3 separate regions of the Mus musculus genome follow, and regions 2 and 3 are each linked to region 1. Evidence: chromatin contacts called from ENCODE Hi-C or POLR2A ChIA-PET data. All regions are on one chromosome and are shown on one strand. Each heading gives the region's core, a stretch centred on a gene start or an enhancer-like site at or near the end of the contact. The rest is flanking DNA. Distances are from core to core; before and after follow the strand shown.

Region 1 (2,700 bases), core at 153-2,652:
CCTCTATCTTGGGCTTCTTGAAGCCCTTATCTATTTATTCACCAAAAACCAACGATCAGATAACAGACCACAAATTTGAGATTTCAGAACGTGCCAAGTGCAAAGATGGGAATTTGAAGAGCAACCTGTCTCATTCCCCTGGGAGACCATGGAAGGTTTCCCGGCAGTGGCAGAATTCTGTGGGCTGAAATTTGTGCATGACTCCAAACGCTGAACAAGTAGGAGTCCATAGAGAGCATGGCTAAATCTGAAGGGCCTTCAGACCTACACAGCCTTTCTTCTCTGGTGGACGGTCTTGTAAAGTACAGAAGAGAACGATGGAGGGAGGAGGAGAACACGGGTTACTGGACCTTTAGAACAGTTATGCATGGGCTAAAAGTAAATTATTTTCTATACGTGCATTAACATTTCAAGGAACAAATAAAACATCAGCGGAATTTTAGTAAAATAATGAAATACTAGTAAAATCATTAAATACTAATAATACGAATAAAAGAAAATATTAGATTGGAATTTTCTGGTGCGATTTACAGATGGCTGAAAGCAACCGGAGGCCTCACGTCCCACTATTGGAGGCGCTTATTAGCTTTTCTTGCCCACGCAGTGTAAGCCCCTCCCCCCCCCTTTGTGTCCACCCAACTTCCTCTCCTAGTCATTTCTGCTCACTGCAGTACTGTGTTGTGGTTTCCTAACCAAAGACTTTATGCTCTCGCAAAATAATCTAACAGAGCATTTTCGCGAAGCATTCGCTTGTGGTTTCTAGGGATTTTTCGAGGCTATACGCTAGTCACATAGTCACGTGAAAAACCTTTGGGTGGTCTGGACTTGAAGGGACCGGTGCATCCTTTCCAAGTTAGTGTCTCTTCAGAACTTCCAGAGACCCGGGGATGGATCTCCAACAGCAGCGCTCTGCACTGTTAGAAGCGGGTAGGTCTAGAGGGCGCTAGCCGCAGGCAATCAAGCTTTTCCACTCTGCCAGAAAGTTTCCAACCCCTTCTGGAGTCCCCGGGTGCCGGCTGCGGTCAGCCGAGAAGGGCGGCGGGAGGGGAGGTGGGAACACAAGAGGATCGCTTTAGTGATCAGCCTCCTGGAGAAGCGCCTGGAGGCTCTGACCCACTGCGGAAGAGGAAGAGGAGCTGGGCCCGGAGCGGGTGGGCGGACGGGCGGTGACAGTCCGGTCGTCCCCCGGAGCGCGCGGGTCAGGGTGGAGCCTGCAGCCCCGAGCCGCGTCAGCGTTTAGCATGCAAATGCATTCCCCGCTCCTCCCCCACCCCCACCCCGCCCCAGCCCTCCCCGCCCCGGGAGCGAGCTCAGCGGCTCCGCAGCCGCCCACCGCCTCCTGCGCGCCGCGCCGCCCAAGCGGGCGGCTCTACTTAAGCGGCGCGCGGGCCGCGACCCGCCACTCGCCTGGAGCGCGCGGGCGAGGCAGGCGCAGCGCACCGGGGCTCTCGTGGGCGCACTGCTGCGCGCTCGCACCGCGCGGCTCTCAGTGGCCGGCCGCCGCCTGAGCGCAGGGCTCCCCGATAAGAGCCGCTGGGGCTTCCGATCGCGACCCCGCTCCCTGCCACTTGGCCCATCCGGGCCACCTCTTTTTGGCCATGGCTCTGGCGGACAGCACCCGAGGATTACCCAACGGGGGCGGAGGCGGAGGTGGCAGCGGCTCGTCGTCGTCCTCGGCGGAGCCGCCGCTCTTCCCGGACATCGTAGAGCTGAACGTGGGAGGGCAGGTGTATGTGACCCGGCGCTGCACCGTGGTGTCCGTGCCCGACTCGCTGCTCTGGCGTATGTTCACGCAGCAGCAGCCGCAGGAGCTGGCCCGGGACAGCAAAGGCCGCTTCTTTCTGGACCGGGACGGCTTCCTCTTCCGCTACATCCTGGATTACCTGCGGGACTTGCAGCTCGTGCTGCCCGACTACTTCCCGGAGCGCAGCCGGCTGCAGCGCGAGGCCGAGTACTTCGAGCTGCCGGAGCTCGTGCGTCGCCTCGGGGCGCCCCAGCAACCCGGTCCGGGGCCACCGCCGCCGCACTCGCGCCGCGGGGTGCACAAGGAGGGCTCTCTGGGCGATGAGCTGCTGCCGCTGGGCTACGCAGAGCCCGAGCCGCAGGAGGGCGCCTCGGCCGGGGCGCCTTCGCCCACGCTGGAGCTGGCTAGCCGCAGCCCGTCCGGGGGCGCGGCGGGGCCCCTGCTCACGCCGTCCCAGTCTTTGGACGGCAGCCGGCGCTCCGGCTACATCACCATCGGCTACCGCGGCTCCTACACCATCGGGCGCGACGCTCAGGCGGACGCCAAGTTCCGGCGGGTGGCGCGCATCACCGTGTGCGGCAAGACGTCGCTGGCCAAGGAGGTGTTTGGGGACACCCTGAATGAGAGCCGGGACCCCGACCGGCCCCCGGAGCGCTACACCTCCCGCTATTACCTCAAGTTCAACTTCCTAGAGCAGGCCTTCGATAAGCTGTCCGAGTCGGGCTTCCACATGGTGGCGTGCAGCTCCACGGGCACCTGCGCTTTTGCTAGCAGCACCGACCAGAGCGAGGACAAGATCTGGACCAGCTACACCGAGTACGTCTTCTGCAGGGAGTGAGCTCCCCACGCCCGCCCCTCGCCACTCCGGTGCCCACTTCCCTTCCTCCCCTCGGGGGACAGGATTATAGATGCCCTCGCTTCCTCCCTGTTTCCCGATTCCTTCTGCCCCCACCCCC
Region 2 (2,700 bases), core at 174-2,673, 88 kb before region 1:
AGCGCCTGGTGAGAAAGAGAACCATCCTCAGAATTGCTCTTCTAACAATCTTAACACGGGGACAAAACCTGATCTAACTTACAGCTATATACCAGTTGTCAGGTGGGAATGTCAATCGGGGCTTCTTTAGAGTCAAAAGACCAGTCAGCCTCCGTCTCCTGGTATTAGATAAAATACTTTGAGATTTACAATCTCTTTCTTGTTTTATTGGGTATTTAAGGTTTTTTTTTTCTTGTGAATATTTTCATGAAAACCAACCTCAACCCTAAACTTTTTTTTCTCTCATATATATTTAGAAGAACCAATTCATGAACAGAACACATGAATATTTAAGTTTGGCAACTGCTGGTTTTCACCAGAAATGCGAGGGCTACTATCATTTCCTGTTTTCTGTCCAGGGTATGTGAGCATGAAGATTCTGAGTTAAATTCCCTAAGACCGCACAGAGGATGAGCAAATGGGACCAGATTTGGTCTGCAGCCTTCAGAACTAAGAACTCCTTAGAGGAACATGCATCATGCCATGAACCCCCCCGCCCCTCATTCTGTTATGCAAAACATATGCTTTCAAAAGCTGCATCTCTTTCCACTTCACTATGCCCACGCCAGCCACCACTCCACCCACCCCTGTCCCCCGCAACCCCGAAGACCGAGCGCTTCTTGTTTCGCAATTCCCCACAGGCTGTCAAAACTTAGCTAAGTCAAAGACTGCGATCACCTCCTCAGGTCCGGAGCCCTACCTACCCTCCAGGTTGAAGTGGACCAACAAGGTGATCCTGACTAGCCTAGGGAGGAAATTCCCCGGGTCAGTCAGCTAAATTCCCCATTTAGCTCAGTAAGGACACAGGGGAGCAAGCAGGCTCCCTGTAAATTCTCCCCAAATGTTATGCAATGGCAGCTAACGATAAGGCATGAAATAATTGCAGTGTTTAAAACATTTTAACCTGCTCTCCAAGTCAGTAGCACCTAAAAGTCACTCCGTGCAGTGATGTCACTCTCCATTCCTCCCAGGACTCTGAACTGCCCAGAACCGGTGAGGATCCCCGAGTTGCCAACTATTTAGGAACTATGCTCTTAGTGTCGCCCGCCCTGTGCCCTGCGTCCCCGGGCGCGCTAAGGTATCGGATCCGCCCTCTCCAAGTCCCCTCCCCGCCCCGCTCCGTCTCACTCACTTGTAGGGCACCGGCCAGCGTTGCCCAGACGTCGGGGACGCGCCCAGAATCGTCGCCAGCCCGAGCAGCGCCAGCGCGAGCGCCGGGCGCCAGTGCGCTCCACATGGCCCCCCGCGCAGCATCCGCGGCTCCCTGAGATCCCGGAGGCTCCGGGGCCCCGGCGTCGGCCTTGCGTGCGCGCCGCCGCGAGGAGCCAGCCAAGCACCAGCGCCGGCTTGGCCGTGTGACCTCCGGGCGCGTGACGCCTCCCCTGTCCCGGCCGGGGCGGGGCGCCTCTGTTCCAGCGCGCGTGCGCTGGACGCTAAAAAGCCCTGTCCTCCCGGAAGGGTGAGACTGGTACTGCAAAACTCACTCCAGCCTGGTGGATGTGTGCTATGCCTCTAGCGCAAAGGTGCTTTCTGCCCTCCCCGCAGCCATCACCAGCCAAACCGTAACAACAATAAAACACTTATGAACTTTCTTGACCCACATGGCCCAGGCCAGTCTCCAACACAAATCTTCTGCTTGGAGACACTGGGTGCTCAGCGGAATTAAAAAATGAGGACATTACAGGAAATGATTGCCCTCTCCTGGCCTCTCTGAGAATGTTGCAAAGATCAGCAATGACAATATGCTTTCCGTGCTGCCATCGGCATCACCAGACTTGGACTGCTCTGCTCCGGTTCTGTCCTCTGCCACACTTAGTATTATCCGTGACTCTTCAAAGCTTAAGACCGACCAATAGAGCTAGGTTTAATCCATTTATCCTCCGGTCCTCCTTTGTCCAGTAAGTGTAAGATTGCTAAGAGCATCACGCCATACGGAATCAGGCTGTTCAGGCCACTGCACTGAGTGATGGCAACCAAGATCACTCACGTACGCTGGAGATGAGACTGGAACAGGCAGTATTTTGGAGATCTCCTAGCAAACCCACTATGTGTATGCACATAGGAGCTGCATGAGGTCTGAACTACAAAGCGAACACGGGATCCTTTTTGCTTGCCAACTCTGAAGCTCAAGAAGAGATAGAAATGTCAGATCCAGAAACCCTTTATCAAAAGTTTTGGACCTATCTGGGTTGTAGTGTGAGGCTGATATTCTCAGAGATTCCTCTGCCAAAGGTTCTAGCTGTTTCGTCCTTGCTGATGTATTTTCCAAAAGGAAAAAAAAAAAAATTAAGTCTGTAAATTTTAGGAGACAAAGTTTCTCAGGGAATGAAAAAAACAGGGTGTCATCATGATACTTTAACGTGTCCTAGCAGGTGATGGCTGGCTTTCTCTTTTTGACTTCAGGATGATAACTAGCCAGGCAAACGTGTTAAGTTCAAGCTCATCTTTGCTTTCTTATTTATAACTCTGTGAACTAAATAAATCACTATTCTGAGAAGGGTTTCCAGGTTGCTAAAGGTTCTGTCAAACACGACATGCTTTTTTGCTTCGGACACACCAATTTTCTAACCACATTTTAATGAAAGAGTAATGATATTTTAACTAGGTTTGTAGGCCTTAGATATACTCACCTGCTTTATAGGTGCTTAACTGCCCTAAACA
Region 3 (2,700 bases), core at 115-2,614, 120 kb before region 1:
TTAGTCATTCTAACTCCTCAGACATATTTTTTTCTGGTTAAAAAGATTAAAACTCCTTTCTTCTAGTTTGTTTAAATGTACATTATATGGTGACGGTCTTAAGTGTGTGACAGAACCTGTTCTCATGACTTCATCTTTTAAAAAATATAATAATTTACTCTGGGCTAGAGAGACAGCTTAGCAGTTAAGAGTGCTTGCTGTTCTTCCAGCTGATCTGAGTTCAGTTCCCAGCGCTCAGGATGAGTGGCTCACATCTGCCTGTAAATAACTCCAGCTCCAAGGAATCCAACATCCACTCCAGACACCACGGGCACTGCACTCAAATGCGCGCGCCGCGCGCACACGCGCACACTCACACCTACAACAAAACGAAAAGCTTATAAAATTAATAGTAAATTAAAAACAAGTACATAAAAGCATTTTAAAGTTCAGCATGTTTTTGTTCCGTGTGGTGGCACATTTCTTCAATCTCAGCATTGAGCAGGCTGAGGTTGGTGGATCTCAGAGTTCCAAGCCAGCCTGATCTACAAAATGAAAATCAGTATAAAGAAAACTGAGGAGGGTAGGAAACGAAAGAGAGAGAAGAGATCTTTACTTTGGAGAAATAACACAGAAAAAGCAGAAGGCATGGTATACAGCTAACCTTAAGATTTTCTGGGGACTTTTCTTATTTTAGGAAAAACTCAGTATCTCCAAGTCCAAACTTAAAAAAAAAAAAGTCAAATATTTGATAGCATTTAAAAGACTCCTTGACTTACAAAACGCTCCACCACCCGGGAGCGAGGAGTGGGGGTTGTCTTTTTTTAATTAGCCATCTGCTTCTTCACACTTTACGTGTTTCTGAAAAGAAATCTCAGACTTGGGGGTTCTGTTTCATAAGTAAATGTGATTTTGAAAAAGTTATGACTCATTAAAAAAAAGCCTTGGAAAAATGGAAATGCAAATATTGTCTTAAGAAACCCGTAGTGATCGCAACGTCCACCACGTTGATTTATTTATTCTTTTTCTAGGTACAGACAGCAACCTCAGAGGCTCCCTTGGCCGCGCCCTCCTCGCGGAGGTGGGTCGCTGTCAGGTGATGTTTACGTCCGGTAGGGGTGCGTCCCGCCCTGCAGACACTCCCTCCGCCTTTGGCGTCGGCTCCCCCGCCCTAAACTTTCCGGTTTTAACCCTGGGAAAGGCCAGCCACGTCTGGCGAACACCAACCCGCCCACATTCCGCCCCTAAACAAACTTGGCCAGGGACAGCCCGGGAGGCTGGAGCCGCCTCGGTGCGCGCGCCCGGCCAGCCCCTTCGGCCGCGCGCCCGCCCCCTCGGGCGGGGACGCGCAGGGGCAAGCGCGCGGCCGCGAACTGCGGGCGCCATTTTGGATTCCCTAACTGGGCCGAAGCTTCGGGCTCGCTGCTGTCGATCGCTGCTCGCCTAGGGCGTCTCGGGCGGGCGACGAGGAGGTGCCGGGGCGAAGGACACAGACCGCGCGGGACAGAGAAGGGACGCGACGCTCTCCTCCCCACACACCGGGGCAGCCGGAGCCGCAAAGGTGGAGCCGCGTCGGCGCCCGCCGCGGGACCAGCGTCTCGGATGCGGGCGGAGCGCGGGGGGCCGCGACGGCGGGAGCTCGGAGACGGGGCCCCGGGAGGCCTCATGTGAGAGGCGCGGGAGCCGCCGCCGCCGCTGCCGCCGTCGTCCGCGCGGCCCGGGGTGCTGTGTGGGGGAAGCCGCCCCCGGCAGCAGGTACGGCGGAGGTTCGGGGCCGCAGCCCGGAGTCGGGCGGGGAGGTCGGCGGCGGCGGCCGGGGGCGCGCGCGGGGCGCGACGGGAACAACGCCCCGCCCCGCCGCGCCCGGGCCTCGGTGTCTGTCAACAAGGCGTGGCCGGCGCGGCGCGCGCTCGGTGGCCGCGCGTGGCGGGGCAGCGAGGAGGACGGGCTCCTCCGGGCTCGCCCTGGGCGGCGCGGGTGCAGGCGGCTGGAAAGCCCGGGGGCCTGGGCGGTCAGTGTGTGCGGAAGCCGGGCCGGGGAGGCGCACGGTGGAAAACTTGGTGAACTTAGGGGCAGCCGCCCGGGTCGCGTGCTGCAGACCACCACCCGGAAGCCGCCCGGGCAGGGCATCGCCGAGCCGCGTGCGAGGTGAGAGCGGGCGGCGGTTTTGTTGGTAATGGTGCCTATCCCACTTGCCCAGATGTTTGTATCTTTTGCTTACACCAAAAGGCGAATTTAAAAAAAAAATGTCCCTGTAGATGTTAAAATGTCTGTAACCCGCCCCGTGTTACCTGTGTGCCGGCTCCCGGTTGTGTCTTGTCTGTGTGTCCAGTCCCAGTTCATCTATATCCACTGTGCTCTCACCATTCTGAGAGTTAATCTTTTTCGTATTGTTCCATTCTTGTATTTCAGCCAAAGAATGTGTGTTAGGTTTCCTTCTATGAAAAACAAAACAAAAGGGCATATGCAAATGTAATGCCAGAACGGGACTTTTAAACCTAAAGTACAAATTTTTTAAAAAATATTTTTTGCATGTCCAGAATATGTAAATGTTTAAAGACAGTAAGGGAAGTTTGGCTCTTGGTTTCAGTTTAAGGAAATGTTTGATTAGCTCACTAATTCTTGGTGATGCTCAAGTTACTGGGTGTCCCTCATTAGTTGCATCTTGGACACTTGATGTAAACACTAGCTAAAGTTGTTGCCACCATACTTTCTCTGGGT

Evidence for each region. Hi-C counts contacts between places; a loop is a spot of excess contacts on that map. ChIA-PET counts read pairs that join two places held with the same protein, here RNA polymerase II (POLR2A).
Region 2: POLR2A ChIA-PET joins it to region 1 with 10 read pairs in embryonic stem cell. The contact joins the promoter of Cln5 here to the promoter of Kctd12 in region 1. POLR2A ChIA-PET finds 5 or more read pairs at or near these places in 2 of 5 experiments (Patski and embryonic stem cell).
Region 3: a map of heart shows a loop between it and region 1 (13-fold over the local background). The contact joins the promoter of Fbxl3 here to the promoter of Kctd12 in region 1. A Hi-C loop is called at or near these places in 1 of 37 maps with a recorded cell type or tissue (heart). POLR2A ChIA-PET finds 5 or more read pairs at or near these places in 2 of 5 experiments (both embryonic stem cell).

What each region holds. Positions count from the first base shown.
Region 1 is chr14:102,981,339-102,984,038 of GRCm38, reverse strand. Kctd12 (potassium channel tetramerisation domain containing 12) reads left to right here and starts at 1,402. Exons shown (of 1, transcript NM_177715.4): 1 at 1,402-2,700. The coding sequence starts at 1,599. The coding sequence ends at 2,582. Mir5130 (microRNA 5130) reads left to right here and starts at 1,407; the gene lies at 1,407-1,490.
Region 2 is chr14:103,068,939-103,071,638 of GRCm38, reverse strand. It overlaps Cln5 (ceroid-lipofuscinosis, neuronal 5), which reads right to left and starts at 1,423. Exons shown (of 4, transcript NM_001033242.1): 1 at 1,172-1,423; 2 at 1-5. The coding sequence starts at 1,293.
Region 3 is chr14:103,098,196-103,100,895 of GRCm38, reverse strand. Fbxl3 (F-box and leucine-rich repeat protein 3) reads left to right here and starts at 1,364. Exons shown (of 5, transcript NM_015822.3): 1 at 1,364-1,734.